Regions from separate parts of the Homo sapiens genome. Here region 1 is linked to region 2. A link is a loop called in an ENCODE intact Hi-C map of the cell type or tissue named here. Cell type or tissue: OCI-LY7. All regions are shown on one strand. Each heading gives the region's core, and the rest is flanking DNA. Links, peaks and the distances in the headings are about the cores only. Region 1 overlaps CCR5 (C-C motif chemokine receptor 5). Region 2 overlaps SLC6A20 (solute carrier family 6 member 20).

Evidence for each region. A loop is a pair of places that touch in the nucleus more often than their neighbours do. Peaks named below come from ENCODE experiments on the same cell type or tissue, not always from the same donor. Only the 100,000 strongest peaks of a DNase experiment are listed, where the experiment ranks them.
Region 1: a loop joins it to region 2, with 2.9 times the contacts of the local background. A loop is called at or near these places in 12 of 110 quality-filtered maps.

Annotation. Positions count from the first base shown.
Region 1 is chr3:46,374,377-46,383,195 of GRCh38, reverse strand. It overlaps CCR5 (C-C motif chemokine receptor 5), which reads right to left. Exons shown (of 2, transcript NM_001394783.1): 2 at 6,990-8,819. The region is part of intron 2 of CCR5AS (CCR5 antisense RNA); the gene reads left to right. Among named protein-coding and RNA genes, the nearest start is that of CCR5, 7.8 kb to the right of the region's middle. RefSeq lists an enhancer at 2,468-2,969 and a silencer at 4,581-4,690. In OCI-LY7, for the core only: CTCF peaks have their summits at 4,409 and 4,628 (motif pointing right); a DNase peak (open chromatin) is centred at 4,635.
Region 2 is chr3:45,757,069-45,765,887 of GRCh38, reverse strand. It overlaps SLC6A20 (solute carrier family 6 member 20), which reads left to right. Exons shown (of 11, transcript NM_020208.4): 8 at 147-351; 9 at 2,816-2,975; 10 at 5,866-6,031; 11 at 6,761-8,819. The coding sequence ends at 6,910. Among named protein-coding and RNA genes, the nearest start is that of SLC6A20, 35 kb to the left of the region's middle. In OCI-LY7, for the core only: a CTCF peak has its summit at 4,601 (motif pointing left); a DNase peak (open chromatin) is centred at 4,557.

The DNA of each region.
Region 1 (8,819 bases), core at 322-8,321, 620 kb before region 2:
CCATTACTTACAAAATCATGCTGTTGATTTCATACCCATGAGCCCCTGGCTGACTCTGGTCGGCCAGTGCTTCTCTCTCACTGCAGAGAGTGAGCTGGATTGCCCGCTATGTCTAAGTGCACTGTTTGGGGGAGCACATCCTAATCTGAAGAAGAAATAGCCATTATTAGCAAATTATTAAAGTGGCTAACTGTTACCAGAGCTTTTATGTGCCAGGCACTGTGTTAAGCCCTCAACATGCAATTTCTCATTTATCCTCTGAACAAACCTGTAAGGCAGATACTATTATTAGCCCCAATTACAGATTAGAAAGCTGAGGCTTGGAAACAGTAAGCAACTTGCATAGTAATTCAAATCTAGGAAACACTGATGCCAAAGTTCAAATTATATTAATATTTATTATTTATAATATGCCAGACTCACACTGTCTCCTACAGTAGCCATTGGCCACATTTAAATTAAATCATGGAAAACATTCAGTTCCTCAGTCACACTGGCCACATTTCACCCTGGCCTGGTGGCTACCATTTTGGATGATGCAGATACAAAGCATTCCCGTCATTACAAAAAAATTATATTGGATCTCCCTGGTCTAGATAATTTATACCCCAACACAACCCTGTCAGGTTGCTATTAGTAATGAAGCAGCATCATTTGTATGGGGTAATACACAAGGTTCGTTGCCTCATGCCAAGGAAATCAAGGATGCTAACACATGAGCAGTGAGTTTAAGAGCGGAAGTGTAATAGGCAAAAGAGAAAAGGTCTCTCGTGCAGGAGGGGGTTCCGAGTGGATCTCCCAGTTTCACGGTAAAATGCATGGGGTTTTATAGACTAACTTGAGGAGGCGGTGTCTGATTTACACAGGGCCCAAAAGACTGGTTGGACCAGGTATGCCATTTACATAGCACGGGAAGAAGCTGGCCATCTCACCCTAATCTTTTATTATGCAGAAGGGTTCTCTACCTGGCCCGTGCCATGTTGCCTGTTCCTTTACTGTACACTTGGTTGACAAAGAAAAGGGAAGATGGAGAATCCATGTTGAACATGCCTGGCCCCCAGATAGCCTTTTCCTATTGGCACAGCTGCCGGCATTCACCCGTGCAAGCTTCCAGCTTGCTTATCTATGTCTGCAGCTCAATTTTACAGGCTTCTCTTTGTTAGCAAACAAATGATTTTGGGGCTGCTTTTTGTTAAAAGGCAAATCTTACCGAGGACTCTCTGACCCTCACTAACCACCTAAATAATTTCTTTTTAGCTCCTGTATCAGTAACACCCCAAATTACTACTGGAAATCCTTTTAGATCCTGAGAGCCAGAGACGTTAAGTCACTTGCCCAAGCTCCCACAGCCCCAAGGCTGGAACTCGAGTCAGTCTGACTTTCAAGTCCCTGCCCTCTTCTCTGCTGGGCTCTGCTTTTTGGCACAGGAAGATTGAGTTAGCCAATCAACAGAGTCCTTATTTGATTATATGTCAGGAAACCATTAGGATTCTCCTAAAAAGGATTTTTGAATAGTCTTTGGTAATGGCAGTAAACCTAAGTAGAGGAATTTTAAAGTGAACATAGACAATATTGAAATTCTCCCATTAGTTTCTTATTTTTAATCTTAATTACATTTTATTATATTCAGCGGTATGCAGTTTCAAAAGGAGGAATTGTCTTGACTCAAAACCAAAAAGATTAAGTTATCAGATATCTGCTCTTCAGTAAATAGTAGGAGGTGTTTGTGTGTGTGTACATGTGTTTAAACCATATGCCAGGATGTATAAGAGTTGACAATTTAAATCTAAATTCTAATTCTCTGCAGAATTATCATTGCCTGATCAGGGCTGGCATGAGTTCCCAGTTCTTCAGGAATAATGCTTTCATGGAAAGAGTTAAGAAGGATGGCTCACTGCAGGGATAAGGAAATGGGGGGAGAAGAATCCTTTAGCCACATAAGCAAAATCTATATTTATTTGAGAAACATCTCAGACAGGCCCTTTTCTATACAAGAGACTTCTTCTCTATTGAATTTGAAGTTGCCAAGCTCAGCATGGGCGCCAGACATCCCACTTCTGTTTACTTTTCACTTGGAAAGGAAGGGTGAAAACATAACCCAAAACCAAAAATGAAAGTGAAATACTTGGAGCCTCAAATACAGATCTTTGGTATTGCCAATGAAGTCTAGATTCACATGCTTTAAAAAAACCAGCTTGGGGAATGTTCTGTTATGAAAGTTGAGACTCTTCCTGGTGCACATGCCACCCCAGGCCAGGCAAAGTCTTGCTCAGACAACAGCCCTTGCTGTCAGTCCAACAGGCTTTAGGCAGTATTTCTCAGACTTGGCTACACTTAGAATCACCTGGGGAGCTTCTACAGTGGGGAACCACAGGGCAGCAATGCAGGCAGATCGAATCAGAACTATTTGAGGTTGGATTTAACCTCACTATTTGTAAAACTCCCTGAGTGACTCCAATATGTTGGCTTTTGTGAATTTATTAGCACACAGGTGCTGATCGTGAAGGGAGTCACGAGTGCTCCTACTTTCCCTACTCAAAGGCTCATCGCTGGCGTGCCACTGGGAAGCACCATCAAAACATGCCGCTGTTGGAGCCCACTCCAGACCCACGACATCAGAGTCTCTGGGGCTTAGGGCAGGCAATGCTCTTCATTTATAAAGCAAAGGGGTTGGGCTCACTGGTCCTCAACAACCTTTTTGTTTTCAAACCATAGGATTCCATAAGAGGGTTTGATGTAAACGAGGTGATAATGTAACTGAGTATTCCCTTTTTTCTAAGTAAAAGGGAATAAGTTACAATTATTTTTTAAATTATTTTCTCTTTTCTCCTTTCCTCTTGTACCCCACTTTCTACTTAGCCCTTTAGAAATGCAAATCTCACCTTTTACTTCCCCTTCACCAGACATTCTTTACAGGGCAAGTTCATCTAACTATATGCTCCAAGACAGAACTTTCTAGAGAGTTAACAGCTGATTTACAGACCAAAGCATGATCTCCATGGAACTCTCACCCTTCAGGGGGTTGCCATGGAACTCACCCTCCAGAAAGGCAGGTTGAAGGCATGCCCACTATCCACTCCCACCTAGAGAGTTTTAGGCCACTTTTTCAACTTATTTCTGCCTATGAAAGTGCCAATTCAACTGCCTGGATAGATCAGGCACCATGCCAGTGTGCAGACCCCCTGCCCTTGCTCACTTCCTCCCCTGCCTTTTCAAAGTGCCTGCTTTCTGCTCCAAAAGCAAAGCAGTGCATTTACTATTTATTTATTTATTTATTTATTTATTTATTTATTTATTTTGAGACAGAGTCTCACTCTGTCACCCAGGCTGGAGTGCAGTGGCTAGATGTCAGCTCACTGCAACTTCCACCTCCCAGGTTCAAGCGATTCTCCTGCCTCAGCCTCCCGAGTAGCTGGGATTACAAGCACCCGCCACCACGTCTGGCTAATTTTTTGTATTTTTAGTAGAGGCAGGGGTTTCACTATATTGGCCAGGCCGGTCTTGAACTCCTGACCTTAAGTGATCTGCCCTCCTCGGTCTCCCAAAGTGCTGGGATTACAGGTGTGAGCCACCACGCCTGGCGAAGCAGTGCATTTAGAGGCAGGAGGCTGCACCTCTTCCCTGAAGGAGGTTTGGAATAAATCATTTTCTTTATATCTGACCTCGCTCTTGTTAATTGGATTCTGCAAGCAATGAGTGACTAATCTGCGGTTCAGTTACAATAACAATAATAGAGAAAGGAGAGTGCGAATGATAAAGAAATTTACCATGGTGTATATGTGCCACATTTTCTTAATCCAGTCTATCATTGTTGGACATTTGGGTTGGTTCCAAGTCTTTGCTATGTTCATGTCCTTTGTAGGGACATGGATGAAATTGGAAACCATCATTCTCAGTAAACTATCGCAAGAACAAAAAACCAAACACCGCATATTCTCACTCATAGGTGGGAATTGAACAATGAGATCACATGGACATAGGAAGGGGAATATCACACTTTGGGGACTGTGGTGGGGTGGGGGGAGGGGGGAGGGATAGCATTGGGAGATATACCTAATGCTAGATGACGAGTTAGTGGGTGCAGCGCACCAGCATGGCACATGTATACATATGTAACTAACCTGCACAATGTGCACATGTACCCTAAAACTTAAAGTATAATAAAAAAAATAGAAGTAAAAAAAAAAAAAAAAAGAAATTTACCAACATCAAATCACATTTGATTATTTCAAACACTTGGTACCCACAATCATCAGATATACAGGATTATAGAGAGAAACAAGGGAGGAGCTTGAAGCATTTTATGCAATATGAAAAATGCTTAGTCACAAAACATTTTCTGATCTTGTTGCAAGCTCATGAGAGCAGCACACTGCAGAGATTGGTCTGGGTGTTGGAACCTTCATTCCACGACAGGCATCAACCTGTACCCCGAATGGAGACTCCTCTCGGTTTTCAGAAATGATGAATGTGAGCTGTGCACTACCTACCCTGAGCCGCTGTGGAAATACCTCTTTTTCACAACTGGGATGGTGCCGGCAGAGACAAACATTAAAGAGCTGAATGTGAAAAGCCTCCTCGTGTGTCTTCTCCATGGCCAAGTCTGGAAGTTGAACACCCTTGCTGGTTTGCCAATGTGGCCTCGCGGGGGCAGTATGACCCAAGGCTTGCCATGGCTTCCTAGCTTGTAAAAGATTCACACTCTTCCATGAATGCTTTAAAAAAACTAGTGACCACCCAGAGAAACAAAAATAAGTCCCCAAAACATGACAGAATCACAATGACACAAAACGGATTATCAAACCACGTAGTAACAATAAGGAGGCAAATAGAAGTCAGTCTTGTAAAATTGCTTATAGAAAATTAGGAAGGAAATATATATTATATGCATGCATATTAATATAAAGATATATGTCATATGACAATATATATTAATTATATAAAAATATGTATTTGTATACAGAATCTTAAATATTAAGGGTTGACTCTGTTTTGGAAAAATACAAGCAACTTTTACAGTGAATTTTATTTCAAAGTATAGGAGCTATCGAAATGTTTTCACGTTTTTGCCTCTTCTGTTCAGCCTTATCCCCGAGGGTTGTGGAAAATCTCCACGTACTCTGACAATAAGTAAGTGGATGTGTTAACAAGCTACAAGGAACTGCAGTTAGAAAGTTCATGATTTGTTGGCCGGGCACAGTGGCTCATGCCTGTAATCCCAGCACTTCGGTGGGAGGCCGAGGCGGGCAGATCACGAGGTCAGGAGATCGAGAGCATCCTGGCTAATACGGTGAAACCCTGTCTCTACTAAAAATACAAAAAATTACCCAGGCGTGGTGGTGCATGCCTGTAGTCCCAGCTACTCAGGAGGCTGAGGCAGGAGAATTGCTTGAACCCGGGAGGCAGTGGTTGCAGTGAGCCGAGATCGCACCATTGCACTCCAGCCTGGGCAACAGAGCGAGACTCCATCTCAAAAAAAAAAAGGAAAGTTCATGATTTGTTTTCTGGTTCACATTTCTGCTTCTAGCCCCCAGGGTAGTTGGTGGTAATTCTTATGTTTTCATTATAAGTGTTAACACTTGAGCAGTTATGTTTGCATTTGGAGCTCTATCTCTCCCCGTGATAGAAAATAAATGATTTGTAAATTTAATCATAACAGTTGAAATGCCATTGCATCTTAATTTATTCAGAGCGATTTAAACTAAGAACCCCTGGAGTACAAAATGTAAACAGAATCCCAGTTTATGAATTTTCACATTACTCTTCCTAAGGACAGTCACCTCTACTTTGACTTTATCCATGGCATGCAATCTCCTCTTTGATAGAGACCTCTGGGTGGAGACAGAAGGTACGTTCACCCCAGAGTTGGTGAATAAAGTCAGATCCTGAAGGTCGTGAGTTGAAACTCCAAGGAGTAAAGGCATGGGCCTGGGGAGGTAATGGGGACGGGCTCTGGAAAGGCTGGCAACACTGCAAATAGCTTTTCTTCGTGCTAACGTTGGAAGACATTTAATAAGATGGAAAAGGAAAAACGAGCAATTGACATGACTGCATGTATGTCAGCCACAAAAGCTGATACCTTCAAACCTCCCTGCCGCACTGCCTTCCTCCTATGGGATGGATCTCCCTTCTCCATGGCCCCTTCCTTCTACCCTAACCCCAGCCCCCTCCTGCCCTTCCTTGGTTCATTCTACCTTTTACCCTAACAGATGAAAGGCAATCCTTCAAGTCTTGGTAGGGACAAGCTGCCCTTCTAGTCAGATCAAGCTGTTCTGTCTTCTGCTCATTTCATGCACCTCCAAATAGGACCACGGGCAGCTTTTGCATCTGCTGCCCATGACCTGTGCTGGGAGATGAGTGTGCAGTGACTGAAAACCAGCATGTTCAAAATGTGAACGTGACCCAGACGGGTCCCCTCCACCTGTAGCACCTGTCCTCTCTCAGGGTAAGAGACTCGTGCACATAAATCCAAATGTACATGATTGTCATGACTGCAATTAGAGCCAAGTTTTGGGGAGGGATTTTAAATGAAAGAAAAGCATCCTCATTCTCACATATGATGTGCCTACAACTCAGGGCTGCGGGTAAGTGACCAGGCCATGACGTTGCATATCTTCTTCATTTTCAAACATAGACAACTAACTTATGGCACCAATTCTCTTTTTTAAAACATGGCAATTCTTTTGAGTAGTGGAATTAAAATTTGAATTTTAAAAGTTTTCAAGTCAATTGCTCAGCAACCAGCAACCTTACTCTTAGAGGTACCATCTCTAAATACAAACTATTCTGGCAATTTGTCTCAGGAAAAGGGTCAATTTTAAAAATTATTTAAAAGAAAATACAAAAATACAATTATCTCTCTCTTTGTATACATCACACACACATGCACACACACTAAGGAAGAAAACAGCTGCTTATAAAATGCTCTGGCAGTTTTATGTGCTATTCTCTAAATGTACACTTGACTGAAAGAGCAAGAATATAATGAATTATTTTAGAAGGTGTTTTTTATTAGATGCATATTTTCTTTCAAGCAATTTGTAACTTTCACATACATAAGAATATGCAAATACTAAGATGTCAGAATGTCTTTGACTTGGCCCAGAGGGTAGGGTCCTATGCTACTGTTGCACTCTCCACAACTTAAGAGCAAAAGGAAAGACATTTCCCTTCGTTGCTTCCTGCTGACAGCCACAATGCTCACCGTTCATATTCAGAGGCTGAGAAAGTCAGTAGCACCTCTTATTATTCTGACACCTTCATTCCCTGAGTAGTTCTCACCACTTACTATTCCCTCACCTTACCTGTACTATGATGGTTTTAGCCATCCCCCAAATTCAAAACAGTCTCAAGTATGTGCACAATCATATGAGACAGAACAGAAAAAAACCTCTCTCTCTCCCTTTGAAATGAATATACCCAAACACTAAGGGGTATATTCATTTCAAAGGGAGGGAGAGACGATTTTTTCTGTTGCTTCTGGTTTGTCTGGAGAAGGCATCTGGAATAAGTACCTAAGGCGCCCCCCCCACCCCCATTCAGTCTGAAATACGGAGGCTGGTAAATTGTACTTTTGTGGGTTTTAAGGCTCAAGGCAGCTTATTTCCAAATGAATATGTCCCTTCCCCCCTTTGCCTATTGACGGTTAAATGCAGAAAATGATACCTACACTTGTGTGCACTGGGCAGGCAGCATCTTAGTTTTTCAGGCTTCCCTCACCTCTATGGGACCCCTTTGCTCAATGCTTTGCTCAGTGCTATCCCTGAATGAGTAACTAAGAGTTTGATGCTTATTGAATGTGTAGTATGTGCTAAATGCTGCCTGTGGTTGCCTCATAGAATCCTCCCAACAACCCATGAAATGACTACTAGGTAATCAATCCTCACCTAGATCTCATGTGTGAGCTGAAGTATGTTCCTAGACCTCATACCTCGTGTATTCATAAATCTAGTCTCCTCCTGGAGACCCCTCAGTATTTCAGCTGGGATGGGAAGGAAATCTATGAAGTCAGAAGCATTCAGTGAAAGACAGCCTGGAGTCTGGGTGAGACTGTGTTCAAGCTCTGCAAACCAGACCCATCCTTTTACACCAATCCATCTTCTTCTTGACCTAAACCTCCTCCTCCTCCTTCTGTGCTTGATGTCTTTTCAAGGGTTTCTCCAATCTGCTTGAAGACTAGGGATTCTCTCTGACTCCTCTCTGACCCTCACTTCCAACCCAAATCCACCCCAGTTCTGCTGACTCTGCATCCTCATATGCTGCACGAATACCTCCCTCCTTCCCATCCTTACGAATACCTCCCTCCTTCCCATCCTCACGCCTTGAGCTTAGCAGAGGCCATCCTCACCCTGACCTGAGGGCTGTTGGTGGTCTCCTTGCCCTAAATGCTCATCCTTCCTGACCCTCCTTTGGCCACAGAGTAAACCTTCTGCAACACCAACCAGGATCTCCCTGCTCAGCTCATGACTTAGACGGAGCAATGCCGTCAAGGTTCTTCATGATCTAGCCTTGTCCTTCCTCCCCATGTCTTCCCAACCAGCTCTGTCTCCTTCTACAGCCAAGCTTGCCCATGCAGTGCTTGCAGTGAGGCTTCTGTCTTTGCCAGCAATAGATGATCCAACTCAAATTCCTTCTCATTTAAGAAGCTTCCCCAGCTCTCCCAGGCCACAAGTCTCTCGCCTGGTTCTAAGTCAGTGAAACTTATTAACCATACCTTGGAGGGGAAATCACACATGAAAAGTGTCATTTCTTTACTAATCATATTCATGTCTTTTCTCCCCATAGCAAGACAAAGACCTGTTTTAAACACATTTACAACC
Region 2 (8,819 bases), core at 177-8,176:
GGGTTGATCTGCAGATGGAAGCTCCAACCTCACAATGTGGCTTCTCATGGCCACTTCCAAGGTCCCCCATGTTGCTTAGTACTGAGTGCGTGAATAAGACTATAAGTCCCTCTTGCATGTAACTGGTGTCTTCTCACCCTGGGCAGGCCGTCCAGGGCACTGGCCTGGCATTCATCGTCTACACAGAGGCCATTAAAAACATGGAGGTGTCCCAGCTGTGGTCGGTGCTCTACTTCTTCATGCTGCTGATGCTGGGCATTGGGAGCATGCTGGGGAACACAGCGGCCATCCTCACCCCTCTGACAGACAGCAAGATCATCTCCAGCCACCTGCCCAAGGAGGCCATCTCAGGTCAGCGGGGCCAGCCAGTGGAGGAGGCAGGGGTCAGGAGGGCCAAGGCGTGGGGGTGAACAGGGGAGAGCTCCCTCAGGGGTCATGGGCTGGTTCAGGTGGCTACAGGGGGTTGCAGCCACCTCACCACGGTCCTGCCATGTCTTCTCACAACCTGGGACCTGGGCCATGTGATTCACCCTGTGCGTTCCATTCTCCACATCACAGGGAAGTGAAGTGGCCACCCCAACCCAACTCCCCAACCTGACATTCAAAGTTCTCCAGGCTAGGAGAGAACTCGATTTTGTTTCTGTTCATTTTCATTGAAGTATATTATATATATTTCAGACGGAGTCTCGCTCTGTTGCCCAGGCTGGAGTTCAGTGGCGTGATCTTGGCTCACTGCAACCTCCATCTCCCAGGTTCAAGTGATTCTCCTGCCTCACCCTCCCGAGTAGCTGGGATTACAGGTGCACGCCATGACACCTGGCTAATTTTTGTATTTTTAGTAGAGAAGGGGTTTCACCATGTTGGCCAGGCTGGTCTCGAACTCCTGACCCCAGGTGATTCGCCCATCTCAGCCTCCGAAAGTGCTGGGATTACAGGTGTGAGCCACCACACCTGGCCTGAAGTATGACCATTATAAAGTGTACATTTCTTAAGTACAAACTCAGTGGATTTTACATATGTATCCACCCAAGGAACCACCACCTAGGTCAAGATACAGAACATTTTCCACACCCTAGACAGTTCCTTCACACCCCTTCCCAGGCAGTATGCACCCCTGGAGTTCACCTCTATTTCTGACTTCTACATTTTAGGGGTTTTTTTCCTTTTTTTTTTTTTTTTGTTTTTAAAGAAACAGTCTCACTCTGTCACCCAGGCTGGAGTGCAATGGTGCGATCTTGGCTCACTGCAACCTCCACCTCCCAGGCTCAAGCTATTCTCGTGCCTCATCCTCCTGAGTAGCTGGGATTATAGGTGCACACCATGATGCCTGGCTAATTTTTGTATTTTAGTAAAGATGGGGTTTCCCCGTGTTGGCCAGGCTGGTCTCAAACTCCTGACCTCAAGTGATCTGCCTGCCTTGGCCTCCCAAAATACTGGGATTACAGGCATGAGTCATTGCGCCTGGCCTTCCTGTTCCTGAATTTCATATGAACGAAGTCCTATTGTACACACTCTACGTCTATTGTCTTCACTCAGAATCTACCTGTGAGATCCACTCATGTTGTTTCGAGCAGCGATCGTCTGCCCCTTTTTGTGCCTATACAATAATCCATTGTAAGGTGACATACCACAGTTTCTTTATCCATTCTGCTGTTGATGGACATTTCAGATCTTAGGAAATGAGCTGGCTTTTCCAATTACATCTCTCATGGTTTCACTCCCTGGCCCATCTGCTCCACTCCAATCAGGCAGTGCCTCAAGGACCCTGTGGCCTACACTACTCCGTCTCTGAAAACACCATTCCTTGACATGCAGGATGAATCAAACCCAGCTCCCAGGCCATCTCCTTCAAGCCCCGACCACTCCAGTTGGAGTTGCCCCCACCTCTTCAGAGTGCTGCAGCACTTAGACCCCCTCCTCAGGCCTGGTCTTTGTAGCCAACACTAGGTGTGCCCATAGCCTTCAGCCAGCGCATGGCCCCTTTCTCCTTGTGTGTCCCCGTCGGGATAGCAGGAGGGCTCGGTAGCTGGCAGTGTACGGTGTGCTAGTGGAAAGGGCAGGTGTGGGCTCTAGACTCAGACATGCATGGGGTCCCCAGGGAAGGCAGCTGGAGGGGCCTGGGATGAAGGCCCAGGTTCTGGAGGCTAAAGGGCCTGGGTCTGAATCCTCACTCTGCCATGGATGTGCTATGGGATGTCGGGGGAGCCTTAGACATCTCTGAGCCTTGCCTTCCCATCTGTGAAAGGGGGCTCCGGACACCTGCCTCAGAGGCCTAAGGGTCCAACGCATTGCAAGTGCCTGGCACAAGGGAGGATCTGGGTGGACATTTGTCTCTTCCCTGCCCCACCCTCTTCTGGGTGGAGGCAAGTCCTCTCTAGGAAGTCCTGATGGGGCCACTCCATATTCAAGCCTCCTCCCCTGATTCATTTCTCATGAGCTCCAGGGCTGAGTTGTTGGGATAAACAGCGGGGGTTATAATTGTAGACCCACAGCCTGGGCGGGATCCTGGAATGACAGTGCCCACTACGTCTGCTTGTTCATTGAGCTTTAAGCTCTGCCACCCCTGCAGGGCAGCTCAGTGAGTCAACATCAGTGACCCCTGCCAACACGCTTCGGGACACCATTGTGCCCCCTGCCCCACACACGTGGCACACACCTTCAGAGAGTCCAAACCATGACAGCTCTTTCAACCCATGTGGATGAAGCAATCAGCCAAAATTCCCTGAGGGCCGACGACCCCACTGTCCTGTAGAGAACTGGTAAGCAGTAGTGGGGGGGTCTCGGGCAGGTGAGCAGCTGGTCTTGTGGCCCCCAGGTCTGGTGTGCCTTGTCAACTGTGCCATTGGCATGGTGTTCACGATGGAGGCTGGGAACTACTGGTTTGACATATTCAACGACTACGCGGCCACACTGTCCCTGCTGCTCATCGTGCTGGTGGAGACGATTGCCGTGTGCTACGTGTACGGGCTGAGGAGGTGAGGAGGCCCAGGACCCTCATTTGCATAGGGAAAACACAGCCACAGAGGCCACGCCCCTCAAGGAAAACAGCTGTTTCTTGATGCACATCTTCACCTCTTCTTTAAGCTTCGCATCATGACTCAACGTTTGTTCTTTGCCCGCAGATCTCAGCTTATGCTCTGCCTCTATTCCATGCTCAGTTTGCTTCAGTGAATATCTTTTTCTCTATTCCCTGTACTTTTGCTTTGTATCATAGGCTGTTTTAGGGTTGACCCTGCTGGACCCCCACAGCTTACTGGGGCAGGGAATTGTGCCTCCAGGCACTGGATGCTCTGATCATCGGCCAACATCAGTATTTTCCAAGAACCCTGACCAAAGTCCAGTTGATAACTTAGACCTTAGAAAATTTGGCAGATTCAAAATTTAGTCAGTGAGGTTCTCAATCCCAGTGCACAGCACGGGACTGGAATGTTTTAGTTCTCCCCAGGTGATGGAATGTGCAGCTGGGGCAAGAGCCACTGGTCTAGAGCAACCTTCAAACTCGAGTGTGCCTCAGAGTCCCTTGGGCTGGTCAAACACAGCTGTGAGACTCACCCCCAGGGTTCTGATCAGGCAGGCCAGGGGAGGGCCAAGAATTCACATTTCTAGCAGGTTCCCAGATGAGTCTGGCACCCACACTTTGAGAACCACTGGCCTAGAGAGCTTTGCTACCTCAAGTGTGGTCCCTAGAGCGGGAGCAGCAGCAACAAGGCGCTCGTTGGGACTGCAGAAGCTCGGGCCCACCCCATCCTGCTGAATCAGATCCTGTATCTTCACACTATGTCCAGGGGGCCTGAGGCACATCACAGTTTGGGCAGCGCTGCTCTAGTGGGTGCGGTTTGGGCGAGGAGGCTGTGCCACGTTGTTTTCTGCCCTCTTCCCCAGTCTTTTTGATCCTCTGTGCTGGTTCAGGGTGGGGAGGGAGACATTGACAACACTCTGGGAGGCAGGCATCCCTGAAGCAGCAATCCCTGCTGTGTCCCCGGAAAGGCCAGGGTCCCGTGCCATGCTGAGGGATCTCCCATGATCCATCAGGACATAAGTTAAACAAAGCCAAATTGATGTCTTTCCCGTAGGACTTCTCAGAATCTTAAAGACAGTTGTGGATCCCAAAGAGAGGGTTAGAATTGCAGCATTTCCAGACTTACTTGGTCAAGGAATGCCTTTTCACCCTCCTCTCACCCGACTCCCACCCTTAGCTACTAACATTTTGAGGACACTAGTGTTAAGGGGACCAACTCTCCCTGTTTCCCCAGGATTGAGGGGTTTTCTGGGACGTGGAACTTTCAGTACTAAAATTGGGAAAATCCCTGGTCACCTAGGAAATGCCAGTCTAGAGGGAGAAAGAGATTGGTCACTGAGAGGGTGAGTGTTTCAGGATAAAAAGAGAAGGTTGGGAGAGAGGAACAGAACCTAGGGCCCGCTGGAGGTCACTAGATGGGTGAGGGGCACAAGTCCATCAAAAAGGGGCTGGTGAAGGGAGACAGAGGCAGAAACAAACGTGCCTTGGAGATGTCGTAGGTGGACTGACCATGTAAGTGGCAGGAGGGGAGTGCTTCGGCTTGCTCAGGTGACACCGCCATCTAGTGACCACCCAGCAACAGTGTCCTGGGGCTTTTCTGCAGCCAGCTCTTCCCAACTTTCTCCATCCAGGAAAGGGGGGGGGGTTATGGGGGTGTGAAGGGACAAGAGGACCCCCAACACTTTTTCACCTGTCTGATTTTGAAAGCCCCAGGTTTTCGTGTCACATACATGAGCCTTCATGGCCTGCAGCCTAGAGTCCAACTACGTCAGCAGCAGCAAAGGGCAGGTGGTGGTCGCCACACAGCCTCGCATGGACACCCAGGACATGCAGCAGGTCCCAGGGAGGGAGGGGCTGTGGCTGCAGCTGGTGACGTCACACCCACACCACCCCAGCCCCTCCCGCCAAGGCTGCCTCTTCCGCTGTAGGGAGCAGGTTTAAAGGCTCTGGGCTGGAGGCAGGAGGCCAACCCAGGTTCTGGGCCTGGTCTTTACCAAGCCCTAAGGAAGAAGGCATCGCAGCCCTGGGCCTTGGTTCCTCCTGTGTGAAATGGGGAGTTTCGTTGGGCCAACATCTCCCAAAATGCCAAAGATACTTTTTATACTGTGTACGTGTATTCAAAAACACACGTACTTAGTTTGTCAAGTCGATGAGAAACTGGCTGCTGTTGTGCTGCTGCTAACCGTAGGTTTAAAAGTAAAGAAGAGGGAAAAGAGAGCTACAGGCATGATGGAGGTGGTGATGGTGGCTGTGGGCAACGCCTTTGGGACTCACTGCCCTGGCCACTCTAGACCAGCTCCAGCAGGCCAGGGCTACGGTCCTTCAGTCCGAGGTTGGCTCTTCCTCTGTCCCAGAAAACCTGCTCTGGTTTCAATGGACCAAGTGATTCTGCTCCGTGGTGTTTCTACTGGGAAAGGGAGTCACTGATTGACAGGGGCGGGCTGGGTAGGGGGGTGGGCAAAGCCGCCCAAGAAGTCCCTGTCATTGATGACCAGCCTGACAAATGTCCATCCCCTGCTGCCTGTGCCCACCATTCCTGGAGGCTGCCCTCTGGGCTATGCCAGCAGCCTTCATCTGAAGGCTGGCATTAGGAAGGCGTCTTCTGATGTCCACTCTCTGCGGGTTGCTTGCTCCGTCATCCCTTCTGGGCAGCCTCAGCCCTTCTCCCCTCCCCACCGCAGCACTCGTCTCTCAAGAAGGTGTCACAGAGGAGCCCAGTGGCCAAGCTCAGACATCCTTTACCACCTAGAACAGAATGTTCCTTTGTGAATAGGGACAGGCAAGCTGGACGCCCTGACCTCCGCAGCCTGGTTAATCCAGACTTTCTCTCCCTGTTTTCCAAATAGATTTGAAAGTGACCTTAAGGCCATGACCGGCCGAGCTGTGAGCTGGTACTGGAAGGTGATGTGGGCTGGCGTAAGCCCACTGCTGATTGTCAGCCTCTTTGTCTTCTACCTGAGCGACTACATCCTCACGGGGACCCTGAAGTATCAAGCCTGGGACGCCTCCCAGGTATCTACTGTCTCCGTAGGGCTGGCGCTGGGCCCCCATGGCCACTGAAAAGCATGGGCCATTCATTTTCCGAAACCAGGGGACTATTTCCATGGTGTGGGTAGGTTATTTGTCACGACATGGAAATATCACTGAGGTATTTTAGAAATAGTCCAGCACGGAGGAGCTGGGCTTTGAGCTTTTAGGTATGTGCTTCAGTGGGGCGAGAGGAAGGCACTCCTCCAGAGCTTCCCCATCCACCTGTCCCCCGGAAGCTGAGAAAAACTCCCGCTGCAAAGGCGCCAGCTCCTGCCTCCTGAGCAGCGCTCTCCTCCGCGCCTACCGCAGCAGACAGCACTGACAGAGAACGTTGCTACCTTCACGGGAAAGTCCCATTCCAGGCTAAGAGTAGTCGCCTACAGTTTAGGTTCCCTGAAAGTTGCCTTAGACATAAGGTGCTTGATTATTACCATGGTTATTCATTATGGGTAGCTCCAAACAATAGCTCTACACCCACTGGTTCAAGTAGTTACTATTATTCCTAGTTTATGGAAGAAAAAGAAGGTGAGGGCAGTTAGGCTCCTGGCACATTTGCTAGTGAATTGCAGAGCCCGTGGCCCCAGGAGTGAGGACACCGGCCCCACATGCTCTCTGCCCACGTCACATCACCTCCCCATCACGGATGGGCCCTGAGGCCCAGGGGCAGTGCTCAGCAGGTGCTCTCTGCTGACACTCAGTCTCTCCTTTCAGGGCCAGCTCGTGACCAAAGATTACCCGGCCTATGCACTGGCTGTCATCGGGCTGCTTGTGGCCTCCTCCACCATGTGCATCCCCCTGGCGGCCCTGGGGACTTTTGTTCAGCGTCGCCTCAAGAGGGGAGACGCAGACCCCGTGGCCTGAGATGTGGGCTTCCCAGCCGCTCACGGTTTTACAGATACTATTTACAGGCGGAAACTCCTCGGCTGCTTTTTCAAATGCTTAAGCCAGGAGTGCTCAGCCCATCAACTTCCTGAGTGTCTAAAGAAGATGAGGAAGGTGTGCAGGAAGAAAACTCCCTTGGGAGAACGCACACCCTCCCGTGGTGGCTGTTCCTCCCTGTCACCTGCCTCCTCATCATGGAAGGGGGTGGGCTATGAAAGCCGGTCTCAAAGATAACTGCATCCTTCATTCCAGGAAAGCCCTAGAATTAGGGCACATTGCAAACTGAAATATGACTATAATTCTTATGGGACCAAATTTAAGCAATTTTTGTTTTTGGCTGAAGAGACACCAAAATATTAGAGGACAAATATTTTTAGATCCATTTAAGGAGTTTTGAAGTGCCTAAGATGACCTATTTGTCAGTGGTGCAAAATTAATTCTCTTCTTTTTTGAGTTGTAGTGAATATGCAATTTCTGTGTTCCCCTTCCACCCTTTAAATCTTAGGATGACAAGTTATAAAGAAAGAAGATCTTTGTCTGGGACCCCCAAAGGGATCCTTTCTCTAAGGTCTCTGACGGTGGGTCCAGGACCAGACCTCTCTACAAAAAATTGCCCCAACTACAGTTTGCAACCCCAAACCACATTAGAAGTCTGTGCAGACATCCCTCCGTGGTGTGTGTCTTGGTGCATTGGAAAAGGAGTCAGGAGCCACTGTGAGGTGAGAATGAAAGTGGATCTCAGCTGGGCACGGTGGCTCACGCCTGTAATCCTAGCACCTTGGGGGTCAAGGTGGGTGGATCACTTGAGGTCAGGAGTTTGAGGCCAGCCTGGCCAACATGGCGAAACCCCATTTCTACTAAAAATACAAAAAAATTAGCTGGGAGTGGTGGCATAGGCCTGTAATTCCAGCTACTCTGGCTGCTGAGGCACAAGAATCATTTGAACCTAGGAGGTGGCGGTTGCTGTGAGCCAAGATCATGCCACTCCACTCCAGTCTGGGCGACAGAGCAAGACTCTGACTCAAAAAAAAAAAAAAAAAAAAGTGGCTCTGACTTTCCCATAGGCTTAATATTACATTTGGACATCGTGGCCAACTCTATCAAGACCACAAATACCACTTACAATTAATTTTAAATTATTCATCTGTACATAGTTTTCTAAAATGTATATAATTCAAACAGAGCATCTTGTAACTGAAGACACACCATATCTATGATATCGCATTAGTCCATGTGGGGAAAAGAAAGATCAGATTGTTACTGTGTCTGTGTAGAAAAGGAAGACATAAGAAACTCCATTTTGATCTGTACTAAGAAAAATTGTTTCTGCTTTGAGATGTTGTTAGCCTATAACTTTAGCCCCAACTCTGTGCTCACAGAAACATGCGCTGTAATGAATCAAAGTTTAATGGATTTAGGGCTGTGCAGGATGTGCCTTGTTAACAATATGTTTGCAGGCTGTATGCTTGGTAGAAGTCATCGCCATTCTCCATTCTCGATTAACCAGGGACACAATGCACAGCAGAAAGCTGCAGGGACCTCTGCCCAAGAAAGCCTGGGTATTGTCCAAGGTTTCCCCCCCACTGAGACAGCCTGAGATATGGCCTCATGGGAAGGGAAAGACCTGACTGTCCCCCAGCCCGACACCTGTAAAGGGTCGGTGCTGAGGAGGAATAGTGAAGGAGGGAGGCCTCTTTGCAGTTGAGATAAGAGGAAGGCTTCTGTCTCCTGCTTGTCCCTGGTAATGGAATGTCTCGGTGTAAAAAGCTGACCATTCCCATTCGTTCTATTCTGAGATAGGAGAAAACCGCCCTGTGGCTGGAGGTGAGATATGCTGGCAGCAATACTGCTCTGTTACTCCTTGCTACACTGAGATGTTTGGGTAAAG